Linked DNA regions of Homo sapiens: region 2 is linked to region 1. Evidence: chromatin contacts called from ENCODE Hi-C data. All regions are on one chromosome and are shown on one strand. The core of a region is the stretch at or near the end of the contact, and the rest is flanking DNA. Distances in the headings are between cores, read along the strand shown.

Region 1 (5,882 bases), core at 51-2,550:
ATACATCCTTGTGTTAGGGTTCTCCAAAAAACGGAACCACTAGGATCCTGCTTTCCTCTCTCTTTCTCTCTCTCTCCGTGTCTCTCTTGGTGTCTCTCTCTCGGTGTCTCTCTCTCGGTGTCTCTCTCTCTCTCGGTGTCTCTCTCTCTCTGTCTCTCTCTTTCAGTGTCTCTGTCTGTCTGTGTCTCTGTCTCTCTGTCTGTCTGTCTCTCTGTCTCTGTCTCTCTGTTTCTCTGTCTCTCTGTCTCTCTCTGTTTCTCTTTCTCTCTGTCTGTCTCTCTCTGTCTCTCTCCGTCTCTCTCTGTCTCTCTCCGTCTCTCTCCCTCCCTCTCCCTCCCCCTCCCTCCCCTCCCTCCCTCTTTCAGTCTCTCTCTCTCGACCTCTCTCTCTTTCTGTCTCCATCTATATGTATGTCTTATCATCTACAAGCTGGAAAGCCAATGGTGTACAATCCCGCGTTGAGTCCGAAGGCCTGAGGACTGTAAGTGCTGAGGGCAGGTGAAGGTGGATGTCCAAGTTAAGGCAGTCAGGCAGGGAGAAGTTGACTCCTCCCTTCCTCTGCCTTTTTGTTCTGTTCAGGCCTCCAACAGATTGGATGCTGCCCACCCCCATTGAGGAGGGCAAACCAGTTTACTTAGTCCACTGATTCAAAGGCTGATCTGTTCCAGACATACCCAGAAATAATGTTTAACCAGATAGCTGAACATTTCATGATCCTGTCAAGTTGACTTATACAATTAACTATCACAGCCATTGTATCCATGACCTATATACTAAAAGTTATGGGATGGTTTTTTGTTTCCCTCCTAAGAAGCTGTGGGAGGGCATCATTGTGGATGTAAACTCGTCACTTGTCCATGGTTTCTGAGCTGGAAATTTGGTTTATTCTTTCAAACTACTTCAGATTCTTGATTTCCAAGAATCCTAGCACCTAAGCTCTCTTCAAAGCCCCAAGGTGATTGTCACAAACAAAACCCTTCTGTGGCTCATACATAATTGATACTTATAAACCTTTTGGAAAAAAAATCATCCTCTGTAATGTAATTTCCCATTCTAAAAATAGGCTTGACTTTTGGATTTCTGCTTAATAAAAATATATTTTTCGATTACACTGGAGACAGAGAAAAAAATTTCCAGTATCAGTTTGAGGCTTGTGAGAAAATGGAGAGAAGACAAGTTTCACTGCTCTTGTTGAAGGCTTTGTATTAAAATTTTGCCACAGTGGCTGAGTTCTGAGTGTGGTGGGGCTGGGGAGGAAGGAAGAGTGAACACTGTCACCAGTCATTTAAGATGTCATTTATTACTCAGATCTGACCCCAAATGCGAAGGCTGCAGCAGGGAGATGAAGCTGGCATCGCTGTACACGTTTGTGGTTAAGGAGCGCATCTCTGAAATTCTATGGTTTCTCTGAGTAATCACTGAATCATCTCTTTATTACAGTGAAACTTCACAGTGCCATTATTTGCTGTGGAGCGAAGCTAGAGAGCATCACTCTGAGGCTTCTTGGGCAGCATTGGAAAGGGCTTAGGTTCCGAAGAGGTGGTGCCCGTCCCTTTCTAAGGCTCTCTCCCCCAATAGATGGCCCAAGGAACAGTGTTACAGTGCAGGTCATCTCTCAGGAGCACTTGGTGGGCATTCCTCTTGGTGCTGTGTTTTGTGCTTCCCTTTTGGAAGAGAAGGAGGAAGGAGCCGCCGCAGTGTAGGGCAGCATGTGATTCAGAGTCAATATGGCTTCCCTTTCCTTCCACACATGCTTTCTTGTCACCAAGTCATCTGGAATGTCCATGGCCAAACATACTACCCACCCCTAGTTGGATTCAGACTTCTGCCTTTCCCATGCAGGGCAAATCACTTTCCTTCTCTGAGTCTCATTTGCTCATCTTTAAAATGACACCCACAATTCCCACCTTGCTCAGGGCAAAAAGAGCTGGCATGTATGAAGTTACATTTTGAACTGCATGGTGTGCTGTATCTTGGAAAGACTTCTGTGCCTTCCCCGATGACACACTGTGCTGTCTTTCGGTAGCCACCCACCTCTCTATGCTTTTGTGCTCATGAAGCTCAAAAGCTTCTTCATGATGATTCTATACTGAGCCTTATAACTGATTTCAAGACAGTGTGCTAATTTTCAGAGATATGGAAGAAATTTTTTTTTTCTTTTGTTTGTTTTGAGACAGGGTATTGCTCAGTTGCCTAGGCTGAAGTGCAGTGGCACTATTATGGCTCACTGCAGTCTCTTCTTCCCTGGCTCAAGTGGTCCTCCCACCTCAGCCTCCTGGGTAGCTGGAACTAAAGGCATGCACCAGCACACTGGGCTAATTTTTTCTATTTTTTGTAGAGGTGGAGTCTCACTATGGTGCCTAGGCTGGTCTCTAACTCTGGGACTCAAGCAATTCTCCCACCTCAGCCTCCCAAAGTGCTGGGATTATAGGCTTGAGCTGCTGCGCTTGGCCAGAGGAGATTATTTCTTAAGATTGTTCTGATGAAACCCTAAAAAGTGAAATCAACATTCTCAGAAACCAATAAAATAAGACAAATCTTCTGGCTTTGGCAGGGATGTGGGAAACTTACAGGAAAAATTATGGGTTTGCCAATGAAAATCATCTAGACACTGTGGGTTAAGGAATCTGTGGGACCACCTTGCCCAAATATATGCAGGAATCATTTTATTGATTGATTGATTGATTGATTTTTGAGCCTGAGTCTCCTGTCGCCCAGACTGAAGCTCAGTGATGTTATCTTGGCTCACTGCAACCTCCACCCTTGGGGTTCAAGTGATTCTACTGCCTCAGCCTCCTGAGTAGCTGGGATTACAGGTGCCTGCCACCACGTCTGGCTACTTTTTGTATTTTTAGTAGAGACAGGGTTTCACCATGTTGTTCAGGCTGGTCTCAAACTCCTGACCTCAAGAGATCCGCCCGTTCGGCCTCCCAAACTGCTGGGATTACAGGCGTTAGCCACTGTGCCTGACTGGCAGAAATCATTTTAAGGAAAGTAAGCATAATAGTAACATTTGTGACATTAACTATGTGTAAGACACTGTGCCAAGTGCTTTGCTGTGGAGACAACTATCTAAGATGAAATCCCAGCTCACCGTATGTTAGCTGTGTGACCTTAGATGACTTATGTGGCTTCTCTGAGCTTCAGTGTCCATGCCTGTAAGTGGCATGGTAATGCCTAATGGCTTTTTGAGGATGCATTGAAACATTGAACTCAAAGTTTTAAGCACAGAGTAAACACTCAATACCTAATGTTGCTGTTTTGTTGTTATAATTCATGCATTTCTTACAAAATTCAGGACAGTCGTGAATTTTGTGGCAGATAGAGCATTCTGAGGGCCCTGGGCTTCAGTGCTATTTTGAATTTTTTTTTTCCTCAAGGGGAGAGATAAGTACACTTGAGGTTTAGAGTAAAAGTAAGAGGATTCTTGAGTTGTAAATTACGTAAGTCTGATTTATCAAATATAAAGTGGGAAGTTTCTTTCATTGCAGAACTATAAAGATTTATAGGACTTTTAGAAAGCTGTAATTACACTCTGAGTAAAGGTTTCTTTCCTCTTTATAAAGTACACATATGGGCTATGTAATTTGATGATGGTAAATTAAAATGTAGTTTTCTCTATTCCTACTCCAAACAGGACCATATAAATGTTGCCTGGCTGGATTTTGACTATCAGACCACTCCCTTTCCATATCTTTTTGGGTCTCTGCTTCCTTAGATGGAGTCCCAGGCAGGAGTTGAGCAACATAATTGGATCTTTGTTCTCTGACCTCTACTGGGTGCTTGAGGGTTATAGCTAGAGGCCTTAATGGACTAGATGCCTGCACCAGACAGCTGCTTCTATGTAACTTGAAAAGCAGCAAGAGCGAGCCCAGGCAGATCTTTTTCCAACACAAGTTTCTGCTAGGTGTTGGCCTTTTTGTTCACTAAATAGCTTCAGACTGAAGGGGCAATGTCACCTAGGTGTGTAAATAGGTTCATCTTTGCTAGCATCTGATGGAAGGCCAACCCCTTCAAAATCTTCACTTTGATTTCTAGCAAGGAAAGAGCCAGGAGGAGCTTAAGAGCCCATGCGGACTAACTCTCCCTTGCTCCCACTGTATAGATAGGAACACTGAGGTCCCCGAGAAGGAAACATTTTGCCCACGGTCACAAGTTGAGTCCCTGGTTGAGCTGCGATATGGACCTACGTCTGTTTGATCCCAAACCTGTCTGCACTTGCAGCAAGACTTCTAATTGTTTCCCAGTTTCCTTTCACCACTTCTCCCTTAATAATAGAACTTGCAATTTGTGGCTGGAAATGTAACTGTCTGGAATAAAGACCATTATTTTCCAATCTTCTCTGCAGTGGAGGCAGCTGTGAGACTGAGTTCTTGCCAATGACAAATAACTGATAGCATCCTATGTGACTTCTGGAAACATTCTTTTGTCCTTCCTCCTTCCTGCTAGCTGGAATGTAGAGGTGATTTATTGCCACAATAATGCTTAGTAATAAATACAAAACCTCAGTGGCTTATGGCAATGCCTGTTTCTTGCTCTTGTGCCCGGGATGGCCGGCCAGTTCTGCTGAAATTGGTTGGGGTTGGTCATACATCAGGGCAGTTGGCTGGCTACTGGATGGTCTATAATGGGCATGGCTGGGACAACTGGGTGACTTGACCCTGGTTCATGTCTCTCATCTTCCAGCAGGCTGGCTTATGCCCATGGAAGAGGCTACAAGGGATAAATAGGAACATGCTAGTAATTTTTCTTGCCTCTGCTTGTGCCATGTTCTCTGATTTTCTGCTGGCTAAAACAAGAAACATGGCTAGGGCCCAGAGACAGAGTAGGAGGACACCTCACTTTTATATCTATGTCATGGGTGTAGGGTAGAAGGAAAGCTGGGGCCTTAATGGATCCAATCTATTGTTGATGGATGACTGAATGAATGGAGGGATGGATGGAAAGGCAGCGAAAAAAGGCAGACAGGGGAGGAAGTTCTCTTGACCGTGTCCAATACAGGGGGAAAGTAAGCACTAGAGAGCAGTTTCCCATGGCTCTACGGTTCTCTGAGACCCTCCTGGCTTGGAGACTGCGCATGGCACACGGGGGTGCTTGGAGCTTGTGGGGTGTTTATTTCATGACTTGCTTCTCTGTTGGGGAACCTTTGCTTCTGAGTGAGTCATTGCGAAAGGCTTCTTAAGCTTCACTTTCAGGTTGGGAAGAGTCTATTTTGGAGATGAGAAGCCTTTTCAGAGGTCCTGAGCTTATAACATGAAAACAGTTGTGCTGTGGCCTGAGAACTGAACTGAGAAGCAAGGGACATGTGTTTCAGTCCCACCTCTGCCAACTCAGGAAAAAAACAAAAGCAAACCAAGAACAAAACACATCAGAAGTAGGAATCTCTCTTGGGCAATTTCTAAGTACTATAGAACTTGTCAGCAAGAGAGAAGGCCAAGGAAAAAGTTTTGTTGTTGTTGTTGTTTGTTTTTTTTTTGAGACTAAGTCTTGCTCTGTCACCCAGTCTGGAGTGCAGTGGCATGAACTTGGCTCACTGCAACCTCTGCCTCCCAGGCTCAAGGCATCCTCCTGCCTCAGCCTCCTGAGTAGCTGGGATTATAGGCACCCACCACCATGCCTGGCTAATTTTTTTTTTTTTTGTATTTTTAATAGAGACAGGGTTTTACCATGTTGATCAGGCTGGTCTTGAACTCCTGACCTCAAGTGATCCACCCACCTCAGCCTCCCAAAGTGCTGGGATTACAGGTGTTAGCCACTGTGCTCAGCCAGAAAAAGTTTTAAGAATTCATTTTTTTTTTTTTTTTTTTTTTTTTTTGAGACAGAGTCTCGCTCTGTTGCCCAGGCTCTGGAGTGCAGTGGCATGATCCCGGCTTACTGCATTT
Region 2 (6,283 bases), core at 3,033-5,532, 680 kb after region 1:
AGAACTGAACTAAATGTTCTCATTATTTTCTTTCCAGACTAAATGCTCCTTCTTAAACTAAGTCTCCCAATCCCACCTCATATGTAACTATTTTATTTCTTCCCACAAGCTCAAGGAATGTAAAAAAAAAAAAACGAATCTTAAGATGTTAAGCTTAGTGGAAATGCAGGAAGGGCTTACAGGTTGGTTGCCTGGTGCAATTTTCTGTCATGCAGGGAAACCAAGACTGAGAGAGGGAAATGGATTCACCTCCTGACACAGTGGACAAGCCAGGACTTGAACCCAGGTCTCTTTAATACAGTTTCTGCCATGTTTCCCTGACACTCACACAGAGAAAACAAATCTACAACAGTTATGTCTCCACTTCGTAAACCTTCCATTCTCCATCACCACTTCCAAATAAAGAATAACGGTTGTTACAGGAATATGTCATTACTTGCCCATTTCGAATTGCCAACCAGGGACTCCCATTTCCAACATGTTTATGTAAAAGATTAGGAGACTCTTTGCTCTAATTGGTCATTTTTCCACTGAGTAATAGAGTTGCATCATTGTTGAATTGGCTCAGCCTGACACAGGCAGACACACTGATATATGTATGCTTTAATCTGTTAGGACCAATGAGGAAAGAAAACCGTTATTTACTTTTTGTCCTGACCTCACCATTTAGCCATGGCTCTTTGAGAGCATACTTCATTTACTGAACAAACTGCTCAGTAGCATCAATAACTTGTTTTAGATTCTTTTAAAGAGGACTTCATATGGCATTCAATCCTTGATTCCCCAATAAAACAACACAGCTGTTCCCTTGCAGCTCGTCTCTCAGCAGGAGCTGCAAAATCATATTTAATCAACTTTGCTTTAAAAGCCATCCAGTTTCCTTTAGGGCTTTGGCGAACTTCCCTGGCCAGGATGGCCCCTGCTGACATGTCAGCAGCTACAGCTTTTCCAAGCCCTGGCGGAGGGAGTTGCCATTTGCTGAGCACTTTCTCATGTGCCAGTCCCTCTATTGGGCACTTTAAATTCAAGGTTTTATTTAATCCACATGGCAGTCTCATGAGATGGGGATTGATCTCTGATTTTAAGATAAGGAAACTGAGGCTTAGAAGTGTAAAAACATTTTTCCCAAATCAAAGAGCAACAAGTGAAAGAATTGGGATTCAGCCAAGTTCTCTCTAATTCCAAAATCTGTGCATTTTCTACTTTTCAGTTTGGCTTTCTACATAAAGAGGTACCAAGGAATTATACAGGGGTGAGTGAGACACAATTTAGTCAGTATGTCAAATTTGGCAACAGAGTCCCATTGCTATAGCTCCTAAGTCTTTTTAAGACTTACAGCTTTTTCTTACCATGATGAAATTTGCTATTAGAATATAAATAATCTTGATGGCATCTTGTATTCAATAAAGATTAACAATTATTATGTACAATTTACTCTTCAAAGTGAGGTGAAGGGATGCAGAGATCAAATAGGTATATATCTTGCTCTCAAGAAGCTCTAAGTCTAGAAATAGAGATACAACAGCAACATCAAACATGCTAATGAAAAATAGAAAGTGATAAGTGTTATGAGTGGGTTAAATTATGATGGAAATTTGAAAAAGGAGAAGTCTATTCTAGCTAAGGCATAAGTCTTATCCAAAACTTTGAATGTAAAGACTATAAGTATTTTCCATAAGGCTTTATGGAAGATTGCAATAGTCAGGATGATTAACACTAGCTCCTGTGACACCCCCAAAGTATCAGTGGCTTTAACACAACAAGAATTTCTTCTTCACTCTTTGTTGGGGTGAGGCAGTGCTCTCATCTATGATGTCACTCAGGATATAGGCTTCTTGTATCATGTGGCTCTACCCTTTGAGAGTCCTATGTTTCTAGCCACCTGGTTAGAGAAGAGAGAGAGAGAGAGAGAGACAGAGAGGGAGGGAATGGAGGATCAAGTGGAAAGTAGAGGAGCCAGGCCTGGAAGTGGTTTACTTCATTTCATTTACATCTCAGTGGACAGACAAGTCACATGGCCCCAACACAACTGAAAGAAGGATGGGAAATGTCTTCTTCCTGTAGGCCCAGGGAGAAAACAGAGCTTAATTGAGCACATAGCATTGTTTCTGCCACAAGGAATATGAACATAGGTGTTGCAGAATCATTTAATTTAAGAAGTTGAGGGACATGCAGGATGAAGGTAGTGTAGAGGGTATTCATGGAACACTTTGATTCAAAAGAGATTGGTTTGGGGTCGGGCATGGTGGCTCACGCCTGTAATCCCAGCACTTTGGGAGGCTGAGGCTGGTGGATCACCTTAGGTCAGGAGTTAGAGGCCAGCCTGGCCAACATGGCAAAACCCCATCTCTACTAAAAATACAAAAATTAGCTGGGCATGGTGATGTGTGCCTGTAATCCCAGCTACTTGGGAGGCTGAGGCAGGAGAATCACTTGAACCCGGGAGGCAGAGGTTGCAGTGAGCCCTGATTGTGCCACTGCACTCCAGCCTCGGCGACACACCGAGACTCTGTCTCAAACAAAACATAAACAAACAAGAAACAAAAGAGATTGGTTTGGAAAGATAGTTGATACCAGATCTGGAAAGGCCTTTAGTGACAAGCATTTTCCAAAATGTATTTTTCAGAATGTTAGTGAGTAAAATATGAAGAATGATTTGAGTAGTCAAGTAGATTTTGGAAAAACTGCGTTATCAAATTTTAATTGCCTCGGTTCCACAGGATTTCGATTTTTAGAGGGAGGCACGATGTATCAATTATAATAAACCTTTTCGATCACAGAATCTCTTTTTGGTAGACTATCTTGTAAGACTAATATTTTGTGACATGGAATCTTAGGCAATGAGGAACCATTAAGCAAGAAAGACAAATGATTAGACTTACTTTTAGAAGTACAAGCCAGAGATGAGTTCCAACCCACATCCCAGATTTGACCAATTAATAATGGCTGGCATTAGTGCTATCATGAAAGAAATTATGAAACTTCATCTGAACTTATCTAGGAAAAGGTAGTGATTGATTAATAATGTCTGCTGTAGAGTAAAGGATATAGAGGTGTGTCTTAGTTAGTTTGGACTTCTATAACAAAGTACCATAGATGGGTGGCTTAAAGAACCCACACTTATTTATCATATATCTTCCAGCCTCCTATCTGGAGGCTGGAAGTCTAAGATGAAGATCCTTGCAGGTTTGCATCTGGCAAAAACCTGCTTCCTGGTTCATAGATGGCCATCTTCTCTCTCTGTATGCTCACATAGTGGAGAACAGAGAGAGGAAAAGCAAGCTCTCTCATCTCTTTTTTTTTTTTTAAAGGCACTAACCTTGTTCAAGGGGATTCCACCCTTATGACCTAATTACCTCCCATAGGTCTCACCTCTTAATGCCACCATATTGGGGATGAGAATTTCAACATATGAATTTGGGGGGAAGGCAAACCTTCCACAGCAGGGTGTGATGGTTAATTTTGTGTATCAATTTAGCTAAACTATGGTGCCCAGTTGTTTGGTGAAACAGTAGTTTAGATGTTGCTGTGAAAGTATTTTGTAGACACGATGAACATTTACAATCAGTTGACTTAAAATAAACGATATTATTCTTGACAATGTGTCTCATCCAATCAGTTGAAGGCCTGAAAAATAAAACTGAAGTTTTTCAGAGAGGAAATTCTGCCTCAAGAGTAACGAGGAAATCCTACTTGAGTTTTCAGTCTGCTGACCTGCTCTGCTCTGTAGATTTTGAATTTCTAGCTTACTGGCTTGCCATCCAAATTTTAGACTTATCAGTCCCTACAATCATGTAAGAAAATTCCTTAAAGATAAGTGTGTGTGTGTGTGTGTGTGTGTGTGTGTGTGTGTGTGTATGTGTGTGTGTGTGAGTGTGAGTGTAGGTTCGGTCTCTGGAGAACCCTGACTGATACAAGGGGTGACAACAGCATGATGGCATTTGATTTTGTTGCTTTAGGTGAAGGTTGCAAGTTGGGTTACAAAGAGAGCTTGGGTGCCTGAAAGTGGTGTCAACACCAAAATGGAAAAGATTTCAGGAGAAGAAAGTTCAGATTTGGAACTTTGTCCTTTAGATGTCACCTGGACAAACAAATAGACATCCTTCAGAAGAACGTTCATTCAGAGCTAAGCAGAAGTCAGCATTATTTCCAGTGTGCAAAGATATTTTGAAGAGAATGTATATCTCCTTTAGGATCCTTCAACAGATACGCCACCTGTTTGCCTGCAGCAGTTTCCTGAGGCTGCAATTTGGAACAAATGCCTCTAGTGACAGGGAACAAAAAGAGTTGCTTTGTCCTGAAAGGAGGTTAAGAGTCATTTGAGGCTGACTATTCAAGACACACCTGAATGGGGTGTGAATTAAGAGAAAGGAGGGCCAGGTGTGGTGGCTCACTCCTGTAATACCAGCACTTTGGGAGGCCTAGATGGGAGGATTGCTTAAGCCTAGGAGTTTGAGACAAGCCTGGGCAATATGGTGAGACCCCATCTCTAAAAATAAAAGAAAAAGGAAAGAAAATAAAACAGAAAGGAGGAAAACGGTTATAGAAAAAGGAGAGGAACATCACTAAGCGAAAAGCTGAATGGAGGTGAGTCACTGGGCATGACTAAGCCATGACTAAGACCTCCAGGGTGATAGATGAAGGTCTCACCACCAGGAGAGTGGAGTAATTATTAATGCATGTTTGCCTGGTGAGTTATTTAGTTACAAAAGCCACAGCAGAGGCTCTTCATTGTAACAGCTCAACAATCATATATAGAGTTCCCGCAATGCAGACACTCACTAAACACTGGGGTCACACGGGGGAAAGACACAAGTCCAGCCTCATTTTGAATCAGTCTTTTTGTGTGTTTTAGTAGCTTCCCAAACATAACTTTGTCTTATCACTCATAGATGTAATGAGGTAGCTTGATTCTATTTATTCAACAAAGACTTATTGATTTCCTACAACAAACCATGCACTGTTCTTGCTATGGGGAATATAGTAGTGAAGAAAATTGGCTAAACTTACTCCTTGCCTTCATGGAGCTGACATTCTCATGTGGGTGACAGGAAATACCATGATAAATAAGTAAACTACACAGTAGGATCTGTGGTGATATGTTAGAGAAAAAAAATAAAGCAGCTTTATCAATCAAGAGAGGTTAGGCAGCCAACATGCAATAATTAACAAACTGGAATCTCAGTGACTTTTCCACTCGCCTAATTTTCATCGTGGGCCAGAAGGGGCCTCTGCTCCCACAACTTCACTGTCTTCCTTGCTCTAGGACTCTGACTATAGAGCAACGAATATCTGTGCTATTATAGGGGAAAAAATAAAAAGAGATTTCTGCTGGGTCTCACCTTGGGGAAGCAATGCTCAGCCTGAAATTGATGCACATTATTTCCACACATCATTCATTGGAATGAACTGATTAGTTGGATTGACCTAAAATATGGAAGCAGGAAGTACAGTTCTATCATGTGTTCAGACTGGGGGAAATCCTGTAAATATGGCAAACAAAAATAGGGTCATTTAGGTCACAGTGAGGACTTTGGCTTCTCCCATGAGTAAAATGGGAAGCCATTGGAGACTGTGAACAGTCGAGTGAGTGCAGAATGAGACAGACTTTTGTTGAGATCTTGGCTCTGTGACCCAGAACATGTGATCTATAAATTGGGGCAACAAAACCTACCTTATTAGATTGGTAGTAAGATTCACTGAGATATTTGTGTAATGCCTGGCATAAAATAAATTTTGGCAAAATGACAATGATATATTGAATTTCCTATAAACCTATTTGTTTCATCAAATGAGGATGAATTTCCCCCAAAGCAAAAACCATGTCTAATTCATCATTGAATTCTCAATTCCTAATACAAGATTGGACCCACTTCATTCCCCTAATATGTGTACTTCATTCTCCACAGGATGGCTGAGAGGAGGGAAAAGATGCAGAGAGCATCTGTGTATCCTTGCTGCTAAGAATTCACCTTTTTTAAAAAAGGGAGCTGTCACCTTGAATAAAAAAGGCTGAAGCAGCAATTCATAAGCCACAGTTAATGATCAAACTCATGGCAAGTCAGCTTTAGAATCCAGTGGAGGCATGTTCTCTGTGGCCTTATGGCTTGGGGGACTGTTTGGAATATGGTTAGCTGTCACCTTATATTTCTGATATAAGCTATGACATGCCTGTAGCTGACACATTTGTCCGCAGACTCTTTGTTCAAAGAGAAAGGTATACCACAGTTGTGCTAGTAATGGTTGCAATGCCTAGGGATAGAATTACGAAGAACTTGAAAAA

What was found. A loop is a pair of places that touch in the nucleus more often than their neighbours do. Pooled maps may share reads with other maps.
Region 2: a map with no recorded cell type shows a loop between it and region 1 (3-fold over the local background). The contact joins two enhancer-like sites. A Hi-C loop is called at or near these places in 2 of 37 single-sample maps with no recorded cell type and 2 of 50 pooled maps.

What each region holds. Positions count from the first base shown.
Region 1 is chr9:114,689,856-114,695,737 of GRCh38, forward strand. No RefSeq gene overlaps it. Among named protein-coding and RNA genes, the nearest start is that of TEX48, 11 kb to the left of the region's middle. RefSeq lists an enhancer at 717-1,916 and a silencer at 1,390-1,439. Within about 2 kb of position 1,301, at least 5 of the 41 ENCODE cell types and tissues checked have a DNase peak (open chromatin) inside an H3K27ac peak, as active enhancers do.
Region 2 is chr9:115,368,894-115,375,176 of GRCh38, forward strand. All of the region lies in intron 4 of DELEC1 (deleted in esophageal cancer 1), which reads left to right. Among named protein-coding and RNA genes, the nearest start is that of DELEC1, 230 kb to the left of the region's middle. RefSeq lists an enhancer at 4,001-5,200. Within about 2 kb of position 4,283, at least 4 of the 41 ENCODE cell types and tissues checked have a DNase peak (open chromatin) inside an H3K27ac peak, as active enhancers do.